3 separate regions of the Homo sapiens genome follow, and all the other regions are linked to region 3. A link is a loop called in an ENCODE intact Hi-C map of the cell type or tissue named here. Cell type or tissue: ascending aorta. All regions are shown on one strand.

Region 1 (8,000 bases), 300 kb after region 3:
GCTATTTGGAACTACTGTCGAGTTTGTATTGGGGTCAAGCGGCATTGCAGAAGAAAATAAGATGCTTAGATTTTAGGTCAGGTGAGAGTTGAAGAGGTTTTAAGTTCTTAAGAATATAGGCTAAGGGAGAAGAAGGAGGAATGGAAGGTGGAAACTTGCCCATAGTGAAGGAGGCAAGCCCAGAGAAAAGAGTAGAGACACGGAGAAGCGGTAGGGGTTTCTTGCCCTCCAGAAAAGCAGAGAAAGGGTTGGGGCATGGAAATAAGGAATTAGGGCACAGAGATAAGAGGTTGGGGTGCAGAAATAAGGGATTGGGGGTTCTTGCCCCCTAGAAACACGGGACTTGCCACTAAGGGTGAAGGAGAAGGGGTTGAGGGGTACTTGCCCCTCCCCCAGAAAAGCGGGACTTGCCATTAAGGGTGAAGGAGAAGGGGTTGAGGGGTACTTGTCCCTCCCCCAGAAAAGCAGAGAAGGGGTAGAGACAAGGAGAGAAGGGGTTGGGGTACTTGCCCCTTCCCCAGAAAAGCGGGACTTGCCGCTAAGGGTGAAGGACCAAGGCAAGCATCCCTGCGTGGTCTGACACCTTTGAAACGTGGGTGAATAATCAGAGAGGTGCCCCTGCAATGATTAAACACCAAGGGAAGGCTGCCTTCCCAGTCCGTGACCGACGCCAGAGTTTTGGGTCCACGGATAAAATGTGTCTCCTTTGTCTCTACCAGAAAATGAAAGGAATTGAAATTAAGAGAAGGGAGAGATTGAAGTGTGGCACCAAGATTGAAAGGAGAAAGAGGTTGAGGGATAGTGAGGGAAGCTGGAGAAGAGAGTAAAAAGAGGCCGCTTACCGGATTTGAAATTGGTGAGATGTTTCTTGGGCTGGTCGGTCTGAGGACCTGAGGTCATAGGTGGATCTTTTTCACAGAGCAAAGAGCAGGACAGGGGATTGATCTCCCAAGGGAGGTCCCCCGATCCCAGTCACGGCACCAAATTTCATGCACGTCCGTGTGAAGAGACCACCAAACAGGCTTTGTGTGAGCAACGTGGCTGTTTATTTCATCTGGGTGCAGGTGGGCTGAGTCCGAAAAGAGAGTCAGCGAAGGGAGATAAGGGTGGGGACATTTTATAGGATTTGGGTAGGTAAAGGAAAATTACAGTCAAAGGGGGTTTGTTCTCTGGCGGGCAGGAGTGGGGGTCACAAGGTGCTCAGTGGGGGTGTTTTTGAGCCAGGATGAGCCAGGAAAAGGACTTTCACAAGATAATGTCATCACTTAAGGCAAGGACCGGCCATTTACACTTCTTTTGTGGTGGAATGTCATCAGTTAAGGTGGGGCAGGGCATATTCACTTCTTTTGTGATTCTTTAGTTACTTCAGGCCATCTGGTCATATACCTGGAAGTCACAGGGGATGCGATGGCTTGGCTTGGGCTCAGAGGACTGACAGAGGATAAAAATAGTCTTGTTTTCAAAATAGAGAATTCTAGAATATTAGTAGAAATAGAAAAGGGTTGGCCTGCCTTCTAAGTACTGTTCTCAGAAGAGTAAAGATAACTCTCCTTGCTTCCTCATTTCCCCACCCCCGTGGTCTCCAGGAGCCATCCCACTCCTTGGGCCTCAGGGACAAATCTCCATACGCAAGCTTGTCCTGGAGATGAGTCCAAGGGAAGGTTCACTTACCTGTCTACTGTCAGCTCCTCCCACTTCTAGTTCATCCTACTCCCACACCTAGTGAGTTCATGTTTCAGATCTCAGTTCAGATGTCACTTTTTTAGGGAAGCTCTCTGGGGCCTCCCTGTCTATCAAACCCTTGTCTTGACAGAAGAGTACTATGTTTCCTGTCCCTTTCACAGTAACCATCACAGTTGTAAATGTGTGTTTATTTGTGGGAGCATTTGGTTAATGTCTGTCTCCATAGCTGGAATGTAAACTCCTCCAGTGCCGGGACTCCACATCTGATTGCATTCAGCCCTGCATCTCCAGTACCAATCCCATTACTAGGAATGTAGTTTACACTAAATAAATATTTGCTGATTGAATAAGCAACTCTTCTGTATTGGATTACACACATAGGAGAGGTGACTTCCCAAATCTATTCTAGTTCAAATGTCTAGTATGACAATCTGTTTCCATACTGTAGTAGGTGCTGTTGGTGCCCTGCTCAGCTGCCCTTTGCTGGGCTGGTGCATCCATGTCTCATCAGTGCTAGATGTTCTTGACTCACAGCTGGACCCTTCAGAGAATTACTTGCTATCAGGAGCTGTGCCACCCAGAATGGCCTGGGAAGCTGCATTCTCTCCAGAAGTCTGTCAGTAGCCAATGGCCAACTAACACAAGGGCAGAAAAGTTTGGCACCCTTGCCTCAAGGTGGGAACTCTGTGGTTCCACGCAGGCTCCAGAGCTGCCTGTGGAATGAGGCTGAGACTAGACTTCAGCTGCACCCTCACCTTTGCCCGGTTTCTTCCTCTGCCCTATAAGGCTTCCCTCACACACTTGCAAGTTTTATTTGGGGGCACTCCTTCAATAGCTCAATTACATATGAATCTCAGCTTAGGAAATGCTTCTAGGAGACCTAAACTAAGACACATTCAATATGCATAACCAAAAGGATACTGGTAATTTTTTTTTTTTTTTTTTTTAGATGGAGTCTCTCTCTGTCGCCCAGGCTGGAGTGCAGTGGTGCCACCTCAGCTCGCTGCAACCTCTGCCTCCTGGGTTCCAGTGATTCTTTTGCCTCAGCCTCCCAAGTAGCTGGGATTACAGGCATGCGCCACTACGCTCGGCTAATTTTTGTATTTTTAGTAGAGACGGGGTTTTGCCATGTTGGCCAGGCTGGTCTCAAACTCCTGACCTCAAGTGATCCACCTGCCCCGGCCTCCCAAAGCGCTGGGATTACAGGCAGGAGCCACCACGCCTGGTTGATACTGATAAATTGATTCTCTGGAAGAAAATGAAAACAACAATAAACAACAATTCTGATTTGTAGCATTTATCAATTATACTACACAACTATAGTAGTAGTGTAAATAACTCCTACTACAGCCATTTTCAAGCTGCCAATGTGATTGCTGCTGAACACAAAGTTGAAAAGACATGCATGCAATTGGCTCATGGGAGTCAGTAAGAGCTATGTTTAAAATATCATAACTCATGATATACATAAATTAAAAGTTGTACACATAATATTAATATTATGATTAGTACCATTTTGATGGTAACTATGTGCTAGGCATTTTGATAAATACTTTATTTTTACCTCTGTCCTAATCTCCAAGAAGCTTATACTATTCTTACCCCCATTTTATAGAGGTAGAAACTGTGGGTCATAGAGTTACATTATTTACCTAAGGTCACACTACTAGTAAATGGTGTCGCTGAGATTCAGCTCTGACTCCAGATTCTTAATGCATGACCAACTTTAGTGTCACCTACTAAAAGGCAATAACTGCTCCCTTCCTGAGTATAGAATTTTACATTTGGAATAGTGACATTTTTCTGTACAGCAATTTTCATTCCTTAGCATATTTGATTATTTCAATAGAAACTATGCAGGGCAAACATGAATATTTTAAAGATGAGGACCTTGAGACTCAGTGATTTGTTCAAAGGTTCTAAGGCTCAGAACTAGAGTTGCACACCTGGGCTTCTCACGGTCCAGGTGTCTTTCCAGCAGACCTTAGTCTTTCTTCCTCAGAACCTCAACTCTCAATGACAGCTTCATTAACCTCTGGATGTAAAATTTAGCCAATCCTTATCCAGAGAAGGCCAGCATTCAAGGTATTGAATGAAACATCATTCATCAATTCTTCAGCGGATTGGGCACCTACTGTGTGCCAACCAAGGTTACGTGTAATTTCAAGTAAGGAAGGTATGCCCAGGACTCCTAAGGAACTGGAGGTTAAACCAATTGAGTTTAGTTTAGCATATTGTCACGTACTTGCCACACCTACCAGGGAGTTTCTGAGACTTTGTTTTGGAGTCACAGATGCAAAGCGTTAATGCAGGACGTGGTACATGACTGGATAGTGATAGATCTAACGAGGCCCCTTCTCCTTCCTTGGTCCAAAACTGTTAACAGATCTTGCTGGAAAATGCCAGTGCATTTATGTTCTGATGGAATGGTGCACATAGGACATCCATGCCTGGAGGTTTTTCATTCACCCCTCAACGCCATCTTGTGGGCAATGAAAACTTTGCCAGGGTTTGGGGAAGCCTGCCCAGCCATTGTGTGATTTGACTTAAAAATCAGAATTGGATAATCTATACAGCTGTAGAAGCAAATCTACAGATCCTCTCAATGTGTAAAATTTGGATTTAGGAATTCAGAATAATGGAGTCTACTCCTGGCACCATTAATGATATTGATGTATGACAAGGTGCCTGACTTTGGTTTCAGTTCTCAGCAGAGGCTGTAGAATCAGGTAGATCTAGGCTGGACTTTTGACTTTGTAACTGTGTCCTTGGCCAAGTCACTTGACCTCTCTCCATCAAGTTTCCACATTTGAGAAGTGGAAATAAAGTCATGCTTATTTTACTTCCTTCTTGAGAAAATACAATGAGATGATTCATGATTAGTCCTTTACTCTGCATTTCAAATGCGTTCATCCACGGTAGATGTTATTGATATTATTGTGGCCATTATAATTGCTTTCAATACAGACTACTTTTTTTTGCCTTTTTGCCTCTTAGAATTGCTATCTTGATGGTTATAGACTTGAAACTCTAAATCAAATACTAAGAATTATTAACTGATGTACTTTCTTCCCTTTCTGTTGGAGAAAACCTCAGGACAAGAATCATCTCTTTCCAAGTCTGGAACAGTGGATGAATTAGGTGGTTGTTAAGTAGAACAGAGAGCAACTTACTGGGTATTTAGCACCTGTAAGTCAATAGGCGTTGAGCAGGAGGGTCTGATGATTCCCCTGAAACACACACCTATTGGGGAGTTTTTTGCATATAAAGACATAAGGAGATTATTAAGGAATAGATTAACATTTCTCTCCATTTGATAGTCTGTTGAAAGCTACCTGTCCTTTCCTCTGGGGGCCCGAAAGAACTATATAGGGTTTAACATGCTATTTTACTTATAATTTCTAGTTAAATTGAGCCGTAGACTTCATTATTAAAATCTGTAAATTCAGCTGGCATTTATCCAACACCTGCAGTGTGCCTAGCCTTGTGCAGTGGTGGAATCAGACCAAGCTCCTGCTCTCAAAACATGGGTGCCGTGCTAAAATGGCAATCCAGAACTTGACAGACTGCACACCAGAACTGATCAGGGCTACCAAGAAGGGGCCTTTTGAAGAGTTATGGGCTGAACATCAAGGGACACAGTGCTCTCACTGCTACTCCGTGGCTATGCTGAGTGGAGTTGCCATCCCGTGGCCAGCCTCAATTTCATATTGGTTGTGAGTCTGAAACATCCGGATAACTGTGAGCTCAACCTTTCTTCCCATCTCAGCTTGCTCTGGATTTATCAGAGAGGTAGGGAGATAGGATAGCTGGACTTTGCAGAAATTCTTTAATGAGCCAAGCACTCTGGCAGACATATATAATGTTACAGTGTAGTGGGCATTATTATAGTTACTCTACTGATGAAAAAAATGAGGGCTCAGAGAGTTTAAAAATTTACTCAGTTACACGGAGGATGACAGTGTGTCTGACCCCAAATTCCTAGCTTTTTTCAGTTACACAGGCTGATGGCTGGTAATACAGAAAAAAAAATCTCACTGTGGATACAGGTTGAAGAAGATTAATCAATGCCTCTGCCCTCAGATAACTCATAGTCAAGTAAAGAGGTTCTTAACCTTTTAGGGGGAAGGGCAGGGTGTGGGGATGTTGTGTAACTTTGAGACGCTCCCTCGAAAAATGCTGAAAATCTTGTGCACTACTTCAGAGGAATGTTTGTACACCCTCCCTGTCCCATCCCAATCCCCAGCAGAGACTCTGAGCTCAAAACTCCCTGGAAGCAGACAGTAATTCCAAGGTGCCCTGCCCTGTGGAGGAAATGCTGCTAAGTATTCCACTGGAAACTGCATGGACAGAAATAAGTGCTGGTTGTGGAAATCTCCCCTTCCACGCTGGCTGCTGCTGCAGAGCTTGGAAGGAAGATGTACACGACAGTAATTATACTAAAGGACTCAGGCCATTCAGTCAGACGCAGGGCTGACTTCTGAACGACCATGGAGCAGAACAGCCACTGCTAATGCTATGGATCCGTTTTGTGTAATCAGCGTGAATCTCCATGGGCTTTCTTGGGTGAGCTGGAGATGAGGTGTAATTCCCTTTGCAGAATAGATCTGTATGGAAAGTGTGCCACAGAGTGAAAACCCACGTACTGTATTGCAGTTCCTTATTTGTTTTCAACCTAAATTGGAAAGGTATTTCTTGGGGTTGGCAGTTGCTGAGATAATTTTTTTTAAATTAAGAGTTAAGTATGATCAGGACTTCTAGGGTGCTGGTATGTTCTATTTCTGGATCTGGGTGCTGAGTACACTTAAGAATGCGTATTATATTTTTTCTATATGAAGATTGTCTTTCTTTGTGTGTGTATATATGCTTTATGCATACATTTCTATATATTCTATTTAGTGGGTATATGAAAATATTTTTTGAAAAGAATGAGGCAAGTTATATAAGAACTGACCTTTTAAGTGAAAAAAAATATAGTCATCTACATAATTTAAAGTACTCAGTTACAATCAGCCAAAAGTCTGCCATATTAGTTTAAAAGTCCTGTGAAACAGGACTGAGACACCTCAACACATTGAATTGGGAGTTCTAGAAAGATCCTCCAGCTCCCTTCCAGGACATCTTTGGGTGCCTCGAATGACTGGCCCCTGCTCTTCTCTGAGGCCCTGCCTCCTCACTTGTGGCTTCTTCCAGCTGAGACCTGGCTGCTACTAGATACAAGGTAACCTGAGCAACCTCACAGGCCCACCAGGTTGTGGAAAGAGAAAGGAGTCTGCTGCCAGGTCCTTGGTGTCTTTTGCATCGAGGCATTGGTGTGCAGCCTGAAACTGCTCCCCTCCCCCATCTGCTACCTTTTTTCTGGGCTCCATTCATTCACAAGTGCTTAGGCCTCAGTTTACTGGGCAGCACTCCAGTGTCCTCTTGGAGCCTGCCTCTGCCCACCTCTGGACCATCTCTGTCCAGGAAGGGGCTGGTTTTAGCTCCTCCAACCCCCTAGTCTGATTGTCCAGATTCTAAATCCCACCTTCTGTGCATACACCCCGGACTTTAAACATGAGATATCAACTGGACACCAAACACAGTGGCTTTTGTGCCCAACAATGCTCAGCGTCACGCACTTGCTTTAATCTCCCCTAGACTCCCACTCCAGTCCTCCTTCTGCGCAGCCTCTGCAGACCCATTTCCATTGTGTTCCTTTCTTCCCTCCCTCCTGGCTCCTGCTGTTTGGCGTCTGAGTTATGACGTCCTGTGTCCCATTGCTTTGGGGAAGCTGTTGACTTCGGAAATGGGAAAATCTGACTGAAAGGCAGGAGGAAGGGAACCAGAGTCAGAGCCGAGGCCTAAGTCAGCAGCAGCGGTCTGTGAAGCTGCGAGAGACGGCATTTGTACTGGGTCACTGGATGGAGGGTGCGCAGCACCTACACAGGCCAGGCAATCCCTGGAAACTCAGCCTAATTGCTCTGTCTTTGGGGGGTAGGAGGAGAGGATGGGATGTAATGACACAAAGGGATGTGTTTATCTGCCTTTGTCTCTCCATCACTGTGAAAATGCCCCAATATCTGTTTTAATTCCCTACTCATTTTGCTATTTATTCACTTCCAAAAAGATTTAAGGAAGTTAATGTTCCATATGTCATGGGTTATGTGGATCCAAAATGCCCCTCTAAGATCCGGTATAGAGCATAATTTCTGAGAATATATTTCAGAAGACACAATTCTCCAAGGCCAGGGTCAGGGAGAGAATAGCGAGTGTGTTGCAGGATGTCAATAAATCTGCAAGACCTCAGACACATGCTTTTGCCTCTCTCAACCCATTTC
Region 2 (8,000 bases), 200 kb before region 3:
TCCTTCACTAGAGTAACTGTTATCAGTATTATTCATAGTAGTGTCTGGGCTATATAGAAGGGACTATAATAGAAGGCAGGCATTGCTACTTCTGTCTGGGGAAGGAGAGGATGGCTCCACTGCGTAGGTTAAATGAGAAGTGACTATGTGTGGAAAGTGAGGGGAACGGAATCCAGGAAGAGGGACTGGCCAGAGCAAAGGCCTGGGGGCCTGAGATTATACGCATGTAAGACAGCAGGGAATAAAAAGGCCACTCAAGGAGGCCTTTCAGGCTTCCTGGTGTCTGCAGGCCTGAGGTTCCAGGGATGACCAGGGTGGAGAGGGTCTGCAGGGGCGTGCCAGCACTGTCCCCCATCACTGTACCTCAGCACAGACAGAGAGAGAGAAGCCTGAGGTTCCCACCAGGAGAGGCCAAAGGGCGGGGGTCTCAGGCATGAGAGGGTGGGACCAACAGGTTTCTGGGGAGCATGTCTAAGCCATCACTCTTGAACTGTTCAGGGCAAGGCAGCTTCGTTTTCAATAGCATTCTCCTCACTTTCATTTGTGAGACCAATTACAGAGCATTTTGCACCACAATTACTGCCGTTAAAACCTCTCAGTTCCATTTGGTGAATTTTAGTAGTAATTGAACAGAAGAAGCCATCACACAGGAGGCTGTCCTATTGAATCTGCCCAAGCACTGAACTGTGAATTCCAGTCCTCCCAAAGCAGTCACATGGGGCCCAGGTGGAAGGTGCCTGCTTCCCTCCCCTGGGGATTTTGCCCTGGCCCATGTGAGAGATCAGCTATACATGGAAGGGTGATGGGAAGTGCCTCCAGCCAGGGACAGCTGTGCAGTACCAGATTTTAGGGCCTAGGATAGGGATGGGCTGGGGTGGCAATTTCAAGCCTTGGGAACCTGAAAGTTTTGATATTTCAGAGTTGGGAGCGTGACTGGATTCATGCCTTCATTTATTATTTATAGAACAAATACTTCTGTAGCACTTACCATGTACTGGCCACTCTTCCAAGTGCATTGCAAATATTAGTTTCTTTAATCCTCACAGCAATGCCACAGTTAGTCATCTTGTGATTGTTCCCATTTGATGGATGAGGAAACTGAGGCTCAGAGAGGTTAATTAAATTGCTCGAGGTCACACAGCCAATAAATAGCAGGGCAATTTTACTCCAGGGTTCCTCTTCTTGTTTTCTTTTCCTCTTGTGGTTTCCTTCCTTGATGTTTAGGGAAGGCTTATAAGAATTCCTAAGTATGTCAGAGGAGCTGAATGAAGGGAACTGGCAATCCCTAGGCTGTGGTGACAAAGGAGACGGGTAACAGAGCTTGGAAACCTGCTTGATGGTGGGAGCAGGAATCCAAGTGAAATCCTTAAGGAGGAGGAGAGACTTAGGGGACAGAGTTAGGGTTGGGTGGTCTAGGAGCCACTCCTCACCCAGAGGCTCTGCGCCCAGACCCCAACCACAAAGTTCGGGTTTTGTTTTAGCAGAAAAGGCCATATTCCCTGATCTGTGTGATAACTGTTTGTTCCAAACCTCCAGCAGACATGCTGGACCCCTGAGTGAGGACAAAGGATGGTAAGCCATCTCTGTCTCCATTGCTTCTGATTTCTTTGTAGATTTAAAACCAGATGAATCAGGACACCAGCTCTGTGCCTTGAACATTTACAGATGAGAAAACTGAGGCTCAGCAAGGAAATGCCATTTACCCAAAGTCAGGTGGCCAATGTATGGGAGGGTCAAGCTTCAAACTCAGTTCTGTCTGATTCTCAAATCCTTGCTCTATTCATTGCACCCAACTTCCTGCTTCATCAGGACAGAAACAAGCCACTCACACAACCGCTGGGGACGGACCCAAAGACATCATCTGTGAGGGCCTCACTAACCTGCTGTGGGAACTGTCTGTCTGCTGCCCCTACTCTGCTGAATTATCTTTAAATCCACCCCAGGGCTTGGTAGGTCAGTTAAAAACAGACAGGGCCATGCTGGAATCTTAAAACCATGGCTGGAAAAAAGTCCTTTCCTTGAGCTTGGGAGTTTCTGCTTAAATCCTTCCTGGGTGACTCAGCCCCTTCTTGAGTAGCCTAGGCTGGCTTCACCTCCCATACCCCACTCTGGGGAGCACTGTTGAGGTCAGATTTGGCTAAAAGGGAACAGGGGGCTCTTTTCAGGAAGCGGCAGGAAAGCATTTGGGTTTGGTCTTTCCTACTACCTAAAGATGGTAATCCCACCTGTTTCCTGTAACTAGCAGGCCAGCCTCAAGTCGGGAGCTCTGCTTGGAGTTTACCTCTGTGATAGTTGGCAGGGACTGGGCCAGGGTCAATGGCTTAGGGCAAGGCTGCCTCTCAGGGCAGGTAAAGTGCCAAACCTCTGTCATTAAATGCAGGGTCTCTCCAATTTCCTTCTCCATCCTACAAAGGCACATTACAAAGGTAAAGTGCCAAACCTCTAGACTCTGAAGTCTAGCTTGGGAGGGTTAAGGGACAAAAAAGTTCCCCTTTATCTTCAGATCAGTGGTTCTCAAACTTTAATGGCATCAGAGTCACCTGGAAAGCTTATTAAAACAGAGACTGTGGCTGGGCGCAGTGGCTCACGCCTGTAATCCCAACATTTCGGGAGGCTGAGGCAGGCGGATCACCTGAGGTCAGGAGTTTGAGACCAGCCTGGCCAACATGGTGAAACCCTGTTTCTACTAAAAATACAAAAATTGGTGGGGTGTGGTGGTGGGTGCCTGTAATCCCAGCTACTCAGGAGGCTGTGGCAGGAGAATCGCTTTAACCCAGGTGGCGAGGGTTGCAGTGAGCCAAGATCGTGCCACTGCACTCACTCCAGCCTGGGCGACAGAGTGAGACTCTGTCTCAAACAAAACAACAAAACAAAACAAAACAAAACAAAACAAAAACAAACAGAAAACCAGAGATTGCAAGGCCCCAGCTTCGGAGATTCTCATTCAGTAAATCTGGATGGGGCCTGAGAACTTGCATTCTAATAGGCTCCTAGGTGATGCTGATGCGGCTGGCCTGGGGACCAGACTTTGAGGATGATCACTTTGGACATTTTTCTGTTGACTCCTCCCTTGTGGGGTGTGCCCCAGCAGGCACTAGGCTGTATTCCTACTCCACCACATGCTCCAGCTTGCTGCCGGTGGCGTGTAGGGTGACAGCCAGGGCCAGGGAGGATCAGGTAGGAGCATCAAGCTGACGAGGAATTTGTAGAAAGAAACCGGGGACAAGCTACAGATGATTATGGGAGGCAGCCATGATGCTCACCACCAAGCAGTGAGCAAATCGGAGACAAAGACCCCACTGAGGGCTCTAGAAAACTCTTTGGATGCAAAGCTGGAAGGCTGTGGGGAGCAGTGGAATGAGTACATACTTTGAAGTTTCTGCCACTTTCTAGCTGTGTGCATGTGTGATTTTGAGTAAATTACTTCTCTCTCTGCCTCAGTTTCTTCATCATTCAAGTGGGGTGAATACTACTTTCTATGACTGTTGTCAGGAAGTAATTGAGATTACAAATGAGAGTGCTCTTGGTACAATGCCTGTCATTAAATGCAGGGTCTCTCCAATTTCCTTCTCCATCCTACAAAGGTCATTATACTGGCTTAGCATGACTCCCGTCTCTCTATCTGCTTCCACTTGTCCTCTCCAGCCACTGGACCATCAGCCTACATTATCATAAAAAAGAGCGAGATTTTAATTTGTAGAATGTTTCTTTCTTTCTTTTTCCTTTTTTTTTTTTTTTAAAGAAAAGCCTAATTAGGAAGGCCGTTAAATGCCTGCAATTCCAATATAATTCTATTAAATTCTCCCTGTAAAGTTAATGTTACAGACTTTTTAACAGATGTTTTAATTAGGCATTGTTATTAAAGAGAATACTGTAGAAATTAAAACCAGACCCTAAATGGGGGAAGAAAGGCAGTTTTCTTGTGCTGGGTAAATGGTGGCAGCCGCCCAGCAAAGAGCTGTTGGCAGCGGGTCATGAAAAACATGCACAAAAGGAGAGGGAACGCTTGGCGCAATCCGCATTGCTCAGCAAGAGGGAAAAATGCCTGTGCCTGGTCCGCTCGGCCAGCACAACCTCGAGCCCAGCCAGCTTGGGAAACAGGGAGAGAAGCTAGGAAGGGTAGAGACCCCCTGGCTCAGCTTGACAGGTTTTGGGGTCTGTTCCTATTGTGGTCATTCCATTTAGGTCCATGTCCTCTGACCCTCCTGGCAGCCCACGAGGCAGAGATTACTCTTACCCATTTTACGGATGAGAAAACTGAGGCTCAGAGATATCTGATCATCTTCCCAGGTAGACACAGGAATAGACAGAGCTAGAGCTCCAATTCAGATGTCTGGTCCAGAGTCTGCCCTTTTTGTGGCACCATAGTGGGTAGTCCAGCCAGCCCCCACTGTGGGCTAAAAGACCTGATTGTTTTTTGAGAATCAGCTGACAGCCACCATCTAGAATTCTTGAAACCAATGGTGGTTTCTGCATTCGTTGCCACTGGCTGTGCCCTTCTACCTGGAAAGCAACCTCACCTTTGATGCCAGCCAAGTGAGGGGTCGCCCAATGTGTGGCTGGCTCAGGTAAGCCATCCTGCCACTGGGGATGGGAGTCATTGATTGTCATGGAGACTCCAAGCGAGACATCCAACTCCTTCTGAGATGGGCCACCCAACTCCAGATGGCTCCTGTAAGGAGACAGGAGGAAGAGGTGAGGTTGGAGAGACCTGGGTTCGAATCCTGTCTTCTTTGATAGCAACAATGAAGCCACTGGCTGATGTCGTGGGCCTCCACTCCTGAGTCTGCATTTTGCTGTCTCCTTCTCTCGGGCATTGAGCCAAGGGCCTGGGTGAGGGTGAGCGCTCCCAGGAGGCACCGAGGCTACTGAGACACCCTCTGGTGCCTCTGGTGACATGCTCAGATTTGCCTTTTCCAGGGGCTAATTTTCCTGTCCATTCTCCAAGGCTGTCAGCCTGGGATTATTCAAATGATGTTTATTTCTGTCCTGTGACCCAGATAGATCTGCCACGAGTACTTTTGTGAGAGCTTGGAAGGAAGAAATGACTGAAAGCGGGACCACTGTGTGGGTCTTATCCCTGGGACCCCTCCCAGGAAGCTCTGCAGACTCCTGCTTGTGTCCACTGGAGCTGCCACCCATTTCCCTCCCCTCTTGCTGCCTCTGTTGTCACCATGCAAGCCATCCTTCTGGGCCATGGGGAGGCCAGGGGTGCCTCTTGCTCAGGATGGTCTTTCTTGGGGCTGTTACTATGAGATCCCCGAGGTCCAGGCAATGTACTGCCTGACACTCAGTAGGTGCCCCATAGTTGCTAGATGTTGAGGGATTACTTCATCCCCCAGTCTGGGCCTCCTGAGCCTTTTGTTTCAAGGACATGGAATGGGTTTTCTCAGCCACCCCTCTTTATAGGCAGGAAGGTGCTATGAAAAGCCTGCTCCTGAATTCCAGTCTCGCCTCTCACTAGCTGAGTGAGCTTGAGCAAGTGGCTCAGCCTCTCAGAACCTGAATTTTCTCATCACTAAAGTGGGGAAGGTAATAGTGTCCAGGCCCTGGCATACTGATGAAGATGAAATGGGGCAATGTTCTTGAAAGCATCCAGTGCATAGAGGCTGGCTATAATAGGGGGTGTGCAGTGCAGTTATTGTATGTGTGTACATGTGTGTGCATACACACGTGCACACAAAATACGTATGAAATGCACATCATGGCCCCCAAAATTGGTCACATAAGTTACCTCTAGAGAATGGGTCTGAGGGTTGCTTCTTTTCTCTCCAGTTTAAATGTTTTTTAAACCGTAGCCCTGTATTATTTTTTAATTAAAAGAAAAAAGCAGCAAAATAACCAATGCAGAAACTGCTGGTGGTTTTGAGAACTCTGGTGAATGGGAATCAGCTAATTCTCAGACAACAGTCAGGTCATTTAGCCCATGGGGTGGGCTGGCTGGGCCATCTCTCTGGTTGGGGCAATTGACCCAGCTTTGGGCCCTGAGCAACTGAGTTTGAACCCTGGCTTTGTGATTTATTGGCCACTTGACTTCAGGTGAGGTTTCTCAGCCTCAATTTCCTTGTATATAAAATGGGAAGAACAGAAACTACCGGTAGGGCTGTTTTTGGGGAACTGAGAATGGGTGTGAGGCATCAGGGCAAGGATACATATGCCAGATAGGTAGCAATTCTGATGACCCTTGGGCTTTCCCATTGCTGCCCCTCCCCCAGGAGGCTGGAATTCCATGCCTCACCCCGAGGTCAGGTGAGGGCATGGAAGAATAACTCTGGGCCACTAAATCTGATGGGTGTTGTTCAGTCTTCCTTTTACTTGACATCAGCAGCATCCGCATTGCCAGCCCCTCGGCTCCTGAGACCCCCTCTTCTTCCCTTAACATTTCCCAAGTCTTCATGTGAGAAGGGAAGGAAGTGGGGGCTAGGCTGGCCTATGTGAGTCCCGCGTAGCTGGGTTGAAAAAGTGTGGGAACTTTCCTCACCATGAGAACCTGCAAGTGTAAGTCATCTGGAACAATCTGCACTTCCATCAGAAAGGATCTGGTTGAATAAGTCACACAGCCATCTCCAGAACCCCACAAACATGTTACAAGTTGGACCATGTCTTTGAGACAGGTGACATATTCCACATCAGATTAAGTGGAAAATAAATAATTAGAAAATAACATTTATCGTATAATCTCATTTTTAAAAAAATATAAGATAAAGCAATCCTTGGAGTAGCAGAGATTAAGAACTTTTCTTCTTATTTAATCTGAATTGTAAACTTGCATTAACGATATCAAGAACTACAATGACAATAATAATAAAGTTTTAAAAAAATATGAAAAGCAGCTTTATTCATAATTAGCAAAACTTGGAAGCAACCTTCAGTAGGTGAATGGATAAATAGACTATGGTACAACCAGACAATGGAATATTATACAGTCATAAAAAGAAATGAGCTATGGAGCCATTGAGACATGGAGGAATCTTAAATGCATATTACTAAGTGAAATAAGTCAACTGGAAAAGGCAACAAACAATGTGATTCCAACTCTGTGACATTCTGGAAAGGGGAAAACAATGGAGACAGTAAAAAGATGAGTGGTTGCCAGGGGTTAGGGGAGGAAGAGATGAACAGGCAGAGCACAGAGGAGCTTTAGGGCAGTGAAAGTACTCTCTCTGATACTATGATTGTGGATACACATCACTTTTCCAAATTCACAGTATATGCAACACCAAAAGAGAACCCTCATGTAAACTACAGACTCGGTGGCAATGACGTGTCAATATAGGTTCATCAATTGTAGCAAATGTATCACTGTGCTGTAGGATGTCAGTAGTAGACGTTGGGCTTATTAAGGGGGTGGGAGATACATGGAAACTCTCTGTACTTCCTGCTCACGTTATTAAAATATGAAAGGACCTTGCTCAGTCAAGTGCTGAGAGGGGTGAGTCAAGGTGCCTGGGAGACTGGCCCAGTTGGGGGACTCCAGAGAGCATCAGGAGCCAAGAGCTGAACCTGAATGGTGAGCCTTAGGGGCACATGGCCAAGCCTTCTTCCCCTCCCTGCCAGTCCGTTGCTTGTAGCCCTCTGTGTAGGGCAGATGCCATTTAAGACTGAACTTGAATCCCAGCTCCATAATCTCTGCTGTGTGACTCTGAACAAGTGACCTCATCTCCCTAAGCCTTAAAGTCTCAACCTGTCAGTTGGGCATAGTGATGTTCCACAGAGTTGATGTGAGTTACCTGAGGTCTCATATGTGAAATGCCCTGGATAGTTCTTGGTTCAGAGCAAGAGCTGAGGTCTGGGCGGGGCTGTGTGAACCACCACTGTGGGGAAGGTGGGTAGCCCCTTCCTGGCCTGCCAGCCTTGGAGCCCCTGAAAGGTTCCCCAAATGCTCTTCCAGGTCCAACCCGAGTCCCTTCTGTTTGATGGGTATGTGTTACACTCAGCTCTGCCTGTCATCTGACAGAAGCTTCAAAGAAGTCTCTTTCAAGTTCTACAGTACCTTGAGA
Region 3 (8,000 bases):
TGTCTCCTGTTAGGACAGCAGGCTTCCAGGCTGGAGGGGCTGGCAGAAGGTCGGACACACGTTGGAGAGCTGATGAGTACAGGCTTGCTGAGCTTGCTTTTCTCCAGGTCCTTGGCCACCCCTACGTAGGGAGTGCAGCTGGCCTGGGTGTCAGGAATTGTTGGGATCCCAGATATACCAGAGCAGATTGGGCAAACCTTTGAACCTAGGTGGCCTGCTCAGCCCTCCATGCAAAGCCTCATGTGGAGGGCTGGGATAGAGAACTCTGCTGGCTTTGGATGTGTCTGAGAGCCCCACCTGCCAGGGGGCCAACTGTGCTGTAGGGAGGGGATAAAGCCCTAACAGGGGCTACCCCTGGGAGCCCAAGAGCCTTCAGCAATGATTCCAGATTCATATCCCTTACCACTTTCTGGCTTCTCCAGCCTGGAACCTCTGGGCCTGTTCTGCTCCCACCCCTGTCATAAGCACCCCAACAAGACTTGTGGCATTCAACATGGGTCACTCAAGATGAGTGTTCCCTCTTCAGTCCACAGGAGGCATGCCCAACCCTATTGACCTCATTTGCCCATGCATTCATGCATTTATGCCTTCATTCAACAAATAGTTATTGGATTCCTATTGTAGGTTAGGTATTGTGCTGGTTTCTAAGAACACAGCTGAGAAAAAAAGAGTCATAGCTTCTACCCTCAAGGAACCCACATTCTAGAAGGCTCTCATAAAAAGAGTAAAGCAAGGATGAAAAATAATTACATTTTAAGAAGTGCACACAGGTGATATAAGTTGGTGATATGAATTGGCGCTGATTCATATTAGCTCATGAGAGCCAATTGTTAAATTTTCAGGGGTTTTTGTGAGCTAGTAGTTAAACACAGCCATTATAAACATTAAATTATATAAATAATATGTATTTTAATAAATAATATATAATATAATAAATAAATAATATATAATATAATAAATCATATAAATTATATAAAAATCAAAATGAAAAATGAAATGCATGACTCAATTATTTTACTTCTATTGTATCTATACGATGAAAATAATATATAATAGTTTGTGCATTGTTGTACTTCTTTGCCTAAAACCATATTCAGTGACCACATGTTGCTAGCTTGATATTGACCATGATGGGAATATTTACATTATGAAAATTAGGAGACACAACAAATGAGGGCTTTTGTTTTTCTTTGAGAACGATTTGTTAACATTTACTAGCACGTTCCTGGGATATGGGAGAGAATACAGGGGGATTTGACCTCAGGTAGATTCATTTATCGGGGAGATCTCACTAAGGGGGGGGATAGTTTTCTGAGACCTGAGGTTGAGAAGGAGTTGACCATTGTAACCATGTGTTGCAGAGTTTCATGCAAAGTCTCTGGAGCATGGTAGTTTCTGGGAATGGAAAGGGGACCAGTATGGCTGTTCATCAGTACCTGTAGCTATGACATTATGAGCAAGGGGGAGGGAGGAGGGAGATGGGGTTGGAAAAGCAGGCAGGGGCCAGGGCTTAAATTGACTTGTAAGCCATGGGAAGGAGTCTGAAGTTTATTTCAAGCCATGGGAGGGGTGCACAGCTGTGAGAGGGCAGCACAGCCTGACTCCCACCTCCAGTGCACTCCACATCTTTCCTCATCCTGCCCCACAGCTTTCTCCAGAGTTACAGGGGAGGGGATGGCAGGAAGTGAGCCCTCTTGGGGGCAGCCTTCAACCATAAAGCCATGGAGACTAGTGGATAAAGGTCCCAGCTTCCTGTTTTTCAGGTGGAAAATTCTGGGAGGCCTTCTGTACACTTCCTAGAGATCCTGGTACACCCAAGCCCCCTTTGCCTACAGTAAGGATCTCAGTAATATTCCCATATACAGTCTGAGCATCCCAAATCTGAAAATCCAAAATCCAAAATGCTCCAAAATCTGAAACTTTTAAAGCAGAAACATGATGCTCGAAGGAAATGTTCATTGGAGTATTTCAGTACTCATTGGAGTACTTCCTGGGGTCATCTCCCAAATCAACTACCTGTACCAAAGGCCTTATCGCAGGCTCTGCTCTCCAGGGAACCCAAACTAAGACAGGGTGATGTGAACACTGTGCACACAGAGCTGGCAGATGGGGAATGGGTTGGAGGGGCCATTTCTGCCCACTCAGTTTCCTCTACCCATGCCTGGGTCCCCTGGGTTCTTTCTGCAGGGACCCCTTTATCCCACATCCTGGAATCAGTCTTGACTAGGGACAGCCTAGTTTCTGCCCTTAGGCTTGAGTGGGTCAGCCAGGAGGTGATCAAACCCAGCACCACACTGTAGGGGCCACTTCACAAGCCTGGCTGCATCTGTCAAGACCCTCAGTCCCCTCCCTTTTTGGTTGGTCTGGCTCCTGATGCAGATTATCCCTGGCTCCTCCTGAAGGTGTCCTCATCCTGTCCTCCCACCCAGTTCTGCCAGACTGCTGCCTGGATCTGATGGTTTGTCGAGCCCTCTTGAGCTCTGACAGCCCCACAAGGTGGCTTAGCTGTTCCCCAGCCCTGGTCATGTGCCTAAATTAGGCTACAGTCAGTATATCCCACAGATCCCTGCCATGCAGAACTGATCTCACCTGTCCCAACCTGGGCCAAATAGGACACCAGTGTGGCCTCTTCCTCAGTTTCCCCAGTTCAGCATGGGTTAGCAACAACCATGCACTCACTCAGCAGCCCAGGCTTCAAGAAACACTGCTGCTGCAGTGCGACAGTCTGAGACTGAGCCTTCACGGAGGTCAGGTGATCTGTCTCACAGAGCTGGCTTTATACACCCCTGTCTGAATCCTTCCCTACTTGGCAGCCCAAAAGGCCATCTCCTTCTCCTAATGCCCCTCACTTTGCATTCCCCTGCACAGGCTATCCTTCGGGACCCAAATTGGCAAGGCAGCAGACCCTATTCCTTACAGGACGTGTTTCCCTGGCTTTATGACTGGGAAACCTGACCATTCTCCCTCCCTCTCCCCTAGGGACCTGGCTCCCTTCCTCACCATGAGCCCCTCCTGCTGCTCCCTTCTGAAGCTCTCCAGAACATTCTGACTCACCCTCTGACTCATGAGGAGTGTATTTCTGTTCCCATGTCCTGCACCTTAAGGCCCGGAGATCACAGCTGTTACCTCTGTGCATGTGTGTGCCTGTGTGTGCACCTGTGTGTGCATGTGTGTGTGTGTGCCCCTGTGTATGCATGTGTGCATGTGTGTCTGTGTGTTCTTGTGTGTGTGTTTGAGTGTGTGCATGCATGCATGTATGTGCCTGTGTGTGTTTGAGGGGGGCACGTTTTTCTCAGAGAGCTGGAGAGGGCGATTCTCCTATCCCTTCTCTACCTTACGTATACATCCCCTGACCCCTCAGGAGCAGACAGCCACCCTCACAGGCCCCTGGAGATGTGGATGGTGGGGTTGCCACAGAAAGCCTTATGCGAATACAAGTACAAGACAGTACAAGATGATTGTACTATCCAAGGTGCTTTTTAGCAAAGAAAATCCAAGTTGTTGACTCCATCCACTAAACCCTGAGTCTGGAATCTCTACATTGTTGAGCTGGAAGGAACCTAGGGGCTAAAGCTAACTCCTCATTTGTTACTTTGGGCCTAAAGATACCCAGATTAGTAAGAACCATGCCAAAAATTACCCAGCAAGCAAGTGGGCAAGCTGGATTGGTATCATAGTTAATTTATGCCCTAAGCCAATATCAGTCAGCCATTCGTCCTCTCCCCTAGCCACCCTCCACTATCCTGCTAGACCTGTGCCATCCAATATGGTGGCCACCAGTCGCATGTAGTTATCAAGCACTTGAAATGTGGCTAATCCTAATTGACATGTGCTGTCAATGTAAAATATGCATCAAATTTCAAAGGCTTAGTATAAAAAAGAATAGGAAATAGCTCATTAATAATTTTTTATATTGATTACATGTTAAAATAATATTTTGGATATATTGCATCAAATAGAATACATTATTAAAGTTAATTTCACTCATTTATTTTACTTTTAAAAATGTGGCTACTAGAACATTTTTAATTGCATATGTAATTTAAATAGATAATGGTTCATGTTTATGGCTTATATTATATTTTAACAGGAATTGACCAGCCCTTGGGCCAAATCTGGCCCACTGCCTGTTTTTGTAAATAAAGTTTTATTGAAATGCAGCCAGGCTCATTCATTTCCATAGTCTATGGGTGATTTTGCTCTGCAATGGTAGAGTTGTAACAGAGACCCTATGTTCCACAAAGCCTAAAATATTTACTCTATGGTTCTTTATAGAAAAAGTTTGCTGGCCCCTGCACCAGACCATCAATTTCCTGAGAGTAGAGATTCTGAGCTTCACACAGGATAAGTGCTTAATTAATACTAGTTGAATAAATGAATTACTTGATTAATTTTTGGAAGGTAAGTTTGTTGAAATTCCAAGCAGAGGACATAGTGTGTTGTCAAGGCACAGAACCAAGAAACAGCCCTGGGTGTTCTGATAAATGTCTGAGGTGGCCTTAGATACTCACATCAGCCCCCTCCTTGGTCCCTGGCTTCCTGTTTTTTTCCAGGAAATCTCCATTCTGCCTATGCAAACCCCAACAGATCACCAACCAACTCTCAAATCTTCAGTAGCCTGGCCGCTGCCTTTAGGATGAAGGCAAAGGTTGTTAGCAGGGCCTTCCGGCTCCTCCTGCCCCGCCTTGCCCAGCCCTTTAGCCTGGCGCTCTGCCATCTCCTCTCCCCTCCAGCACTCCGGCACTGCTCCTGCAGGCGCCCCACCCATTCTGGTCTTCGTGCCTTTCTTCATACTTTTTCTCTGCAAGTCACATAGCCACCCTTCCAGGCTCAGATCCAATATTTCTTCCTTGAGACACAATGTGGCATTTTGCCAGTTTTGGAGTTTCTTTTAAATGATTGTTCCTATAAGATAAATGATAGGAGGTAGTCGGTTCCCACAGCACTTTGTATCTTTCTTCACTGTAACACTAATAATTGAAAGCAGGAAATCTCACTTTTTATTTGGTATTTGCTGTGTGCCAGACACCACCCTCAGCTCTCTCCATGGATTGCCTTTTAAAATTCTCACCACAGCTTTATGAAATACGTGCTGTTTTGCTCCCATTTAACAGATGAGGAAACAGACTCAGAGATGGCCCTGAAATTCAAATGCAGATTGTTGGATTCGAGAGCCCACAGTCTTAATCTAGGGCCTGTGTTCCTTCCTGAGACTAGGTCCTACTCTCCCACGCCTGGGGTCTCTTCCTTCCAGAGAGGTCCTAGAATCCGCCCTGAATGGGGACAACCTAGGCCCTGCTCTGAGGCCTGCGTGTATCAGCTCATAGGTAAGGCTAACCCAGCATCACAGTGTAGAGACCTCTCCAGAGGCCTCCCTGCAGCTGCTCAGAGAGGCAGTCCCCATCCTTGAAGGTCTAGGGCACACAGTTAAGTATATGTTAACTCTTCCTCATTTTGGGTCTCAACATAAACCATGCTTCCTCATGGAAGTACTCCATGATTGCCCAGAATACGATAGATCCTTGGATATGTGTTCTCACAGTACCCAGCTCTTCTCCTCCCCTAACACTTATTAATTTTTTTTGTACTGACTCTTTTATCGTTGGTTTCCCCCAGTAGACAGTAAGCATCATGAGTGCAGGAACTTTGTTCATTGTTGTATTTCTAGCAATTTTCTCAGTGTCTGCCTGTTACTAGGCACAGTGAACATTTGAGTGAATGAACAAAACTCTACTTGATCTCTTCACCTGGATATCAGCCTCACAAATCCACAGGGAAGCAGAAAAGCATGTGAGGTTCGGTCCCTATCCCATTCCCTCTGCAAGGGACTTAGTGTTGAAGACACTGGTACGTGTTGAAAGGACACAATGGGAGATTGATGATCACAAGGCCGGTAATGTCTGACCTGTGAGCAGAACTTGAGACAGAAAGCAACTTCCTCTGCCTCAGCCAAGGAAACCTACCCTCCTCCCCACACCAACCCCATGTGCCCTCTTGGGCACAGCCTGTGGCTGACAACAGAGCTGAAGGACAGTGGGTAGGTAGGTCCCCTGTCTGGGGACAAGCAGACAGGCCTGTGGCTTGGGCAGTGAGTCAGACAGACTCCCCACCCTGACCCCACCCCCAGAGAGTGAGGGAAGCGAGCTGCTCAGTCACACACAGACAGCTCATGGAGGAGGGACACAGTGGGATTCCAAATCACTGCTAAAGGGTTTCCCCCATTCTTCCTCCTGCTGCTCTAGTGGGTGTGGCTTGAGAATTTCAGTTTTCACCTGTTTCAGGGAAGGCAGTGGCCCAGGTGAGGCCTGCAGCGGTTGGAATTTTTATATTTGCCCTGCACATCCCACAAATATCTCAAGGCTCTGTTGGTGGGTGGGAGGGTTGGTCTGCCCTAGGACCCCTGAGAATCAGGTCTCACGTGCATACCTGGGTCTAGGGTGAACAGCTTATTTTCGCTTGCCTAGGCCTGCCTTGTTTTAAAAACTAAAAATTGGAAGGGCGCAGTGGCTCATGCCTGTAATCCCAGCACTTTAAGGCAGGCAGATCACCTGAGGTCGGGGAATTTGAGACCGGCCTGACCAACATGGAGAAACCCCATCTCTACTAAAAATACAAAATTAGCCGGGCTTGGTGGCACATGCCCGTAATCACAGCTACTCAGGAGGCTGAGGCGGGAGAATCGCTTGAACCTGGGAGGCGGAGGTTGCGGTGAGCTGAGATTGTGTCATTGAACTCCAGCCTGGGCGACAAGAGTGAAACTTCATCTAAAAAAAACCCAAAAAACCTATAAATTCCACTTCCCAGAAACTCCCCAGTCTCAGGCAAAGGAGGCTGGTTGGTCCCCCTTCCTGGGTTCTTTGCACTTCATTGATTGGCTTCAGTACCAGATGCTGTGTCACTAGTTGCTGGCTGGCCACTTCTTCATCATATCAGTGCATGGCCATGGGCTTCTTTTGAGGCTCATGGTTGGGCTTAGGGACAGGCAGCAGCTTGCTTGACCTGTGAACCTGGGCAGACCACCAGGGGCTAGTGTTAACTGTTTGACACCCGGTATAAAGACCACAAGAAGTTCTGCTGAAGTTCTTGCAGATGGTGGGGTGGGAGACGGACCCAGGGCATCTAATCTACCAGGTTGTGATGATGGCCACATAGAGCTGGCCTGAGTTTTGGGACGTATGTCCGTGCAGAGCAGAATAAGCTACATCAGGGGATAGAATAGATATATAATGCAAGACACATATGCCATTTTAAATTTTCTAGTAGTTACAGTTTAAAAAGAAGCAGGTAAAATTACTTTTAATAATAGTCTATCTAACCCACTTATCCCAAATATGATCACTTCAACATCCAATCAATAGAAAAATTTTTAATGAGATCTTTTAAAATGTTTCTCTCTTCATTCTAAGTTTAACATCTGGTATGTATTTCACGGGGTCAGCACATCTCAATTTGGACCAGTCACATTTCAAGTGCGGCTTGGCCACATGTGGCTCTGTATTGGACAGAGCAGAGCTAGGCACTTTTGCAGCAGGGAAAAGGGATCTTTATCCAGACAGGGCTTCCAAGGTCTAAGCAGGTCCATTTTGAGGAGATATTTGGAGTCTACGCAGATGAAGGTAGATCTGCAGATTTCAAAGTCATCAGTTGTGCTGGTGTGATATTGAAGCTGTCTGGGGATACTGTTTGGGGGCTGTAGGTTGTAAGGGGGAAAAGGTGGTTTTATCATAGTTCACCTTTGTGGTACAGCCAGATCAGTAGGAGGAATGCCCGCAAGTGTGGCTGGGGAGGGCTCTTTCTTACTCTTAGACAAAAGGTATTGTCAGCCTACAGTCTTTGCAAGATTTAATCTTAATGGAGCAAGCCTCCAATAGGCCCTAAAGAGGCTCTTGCTAGGAAACCTTGACCATCCTTCCCACCACTCCTTTGTCCCTGGAGGAGCAGTTTGTGGATTGCTTTCTGGGTTTAGTTCCATCTTAGAAGGTAAGAAAAGCTCCATTGAT

The links. Hi-C counts contacts between places; a loop is a spot of excess contacts. Peaks named below come from ENCODE experiments on the same cell type or tissue, not always from the same donor. Only the 100,000 strongest peaks of a DNase experiment are listed, where the experiment ranks them.
Region 1: it touches region 3 in a loop (1.9-fold over the local background); 2 of 110 quality-filtered maps call a loop at or near these places.
Region 2: a loop joins it to region 3, with 4 times the contacts of the local background. A loop is called at or near these places in 3 of 110 quality-filtered maps.

What each region holds. Positions count from the first base shown.
Region 1 is chr20:40,262,491-40,270,490 of GRCh38, reverse strand. No RefSeq gene overlaps it. Among named protein-coding and RNA genes, the nearest start is that of LINC01370, 260 kb to the right of the region's middle. RefSeq lists enhancers at 611-1,142, 1,143-1,674, 7,479-7,979. In ascending aorta, a CTCF peak has its summit at 4,177 (motif pointing left); a DNase peak (open chromatin) is centred at 4,159.
Region 2 is chr20:40,760,100-40,768,099 of GRCh38, reverse strand. No RefSeq gene overlaps it. Among named protein-coding and RNA genes, the nearest start is that of SNORD154, 49 kb to the right of the region's middle. RefSeq lists an enhancer at 4,856-5,356. In ascending aorta, no CTCF peak of the experiment used is centred here; a DNase peak (open chromatin) is centred at 4,009; H3K27ac peaks cover 2,366 bases.
Region 3 is chr20:40,560,291-40,568,290 of GRCh38, reverse strand. No RefSeq gene overlaps it. Among named protein-coding and RNA genes, the nearest start is that of MAFB, 120 kb to the left of the region's middle. In ascending aorta, no CTCF peak of the experiment used is centred here; DNase peaks (open chromatin) are centred at 3,026 and 4,691.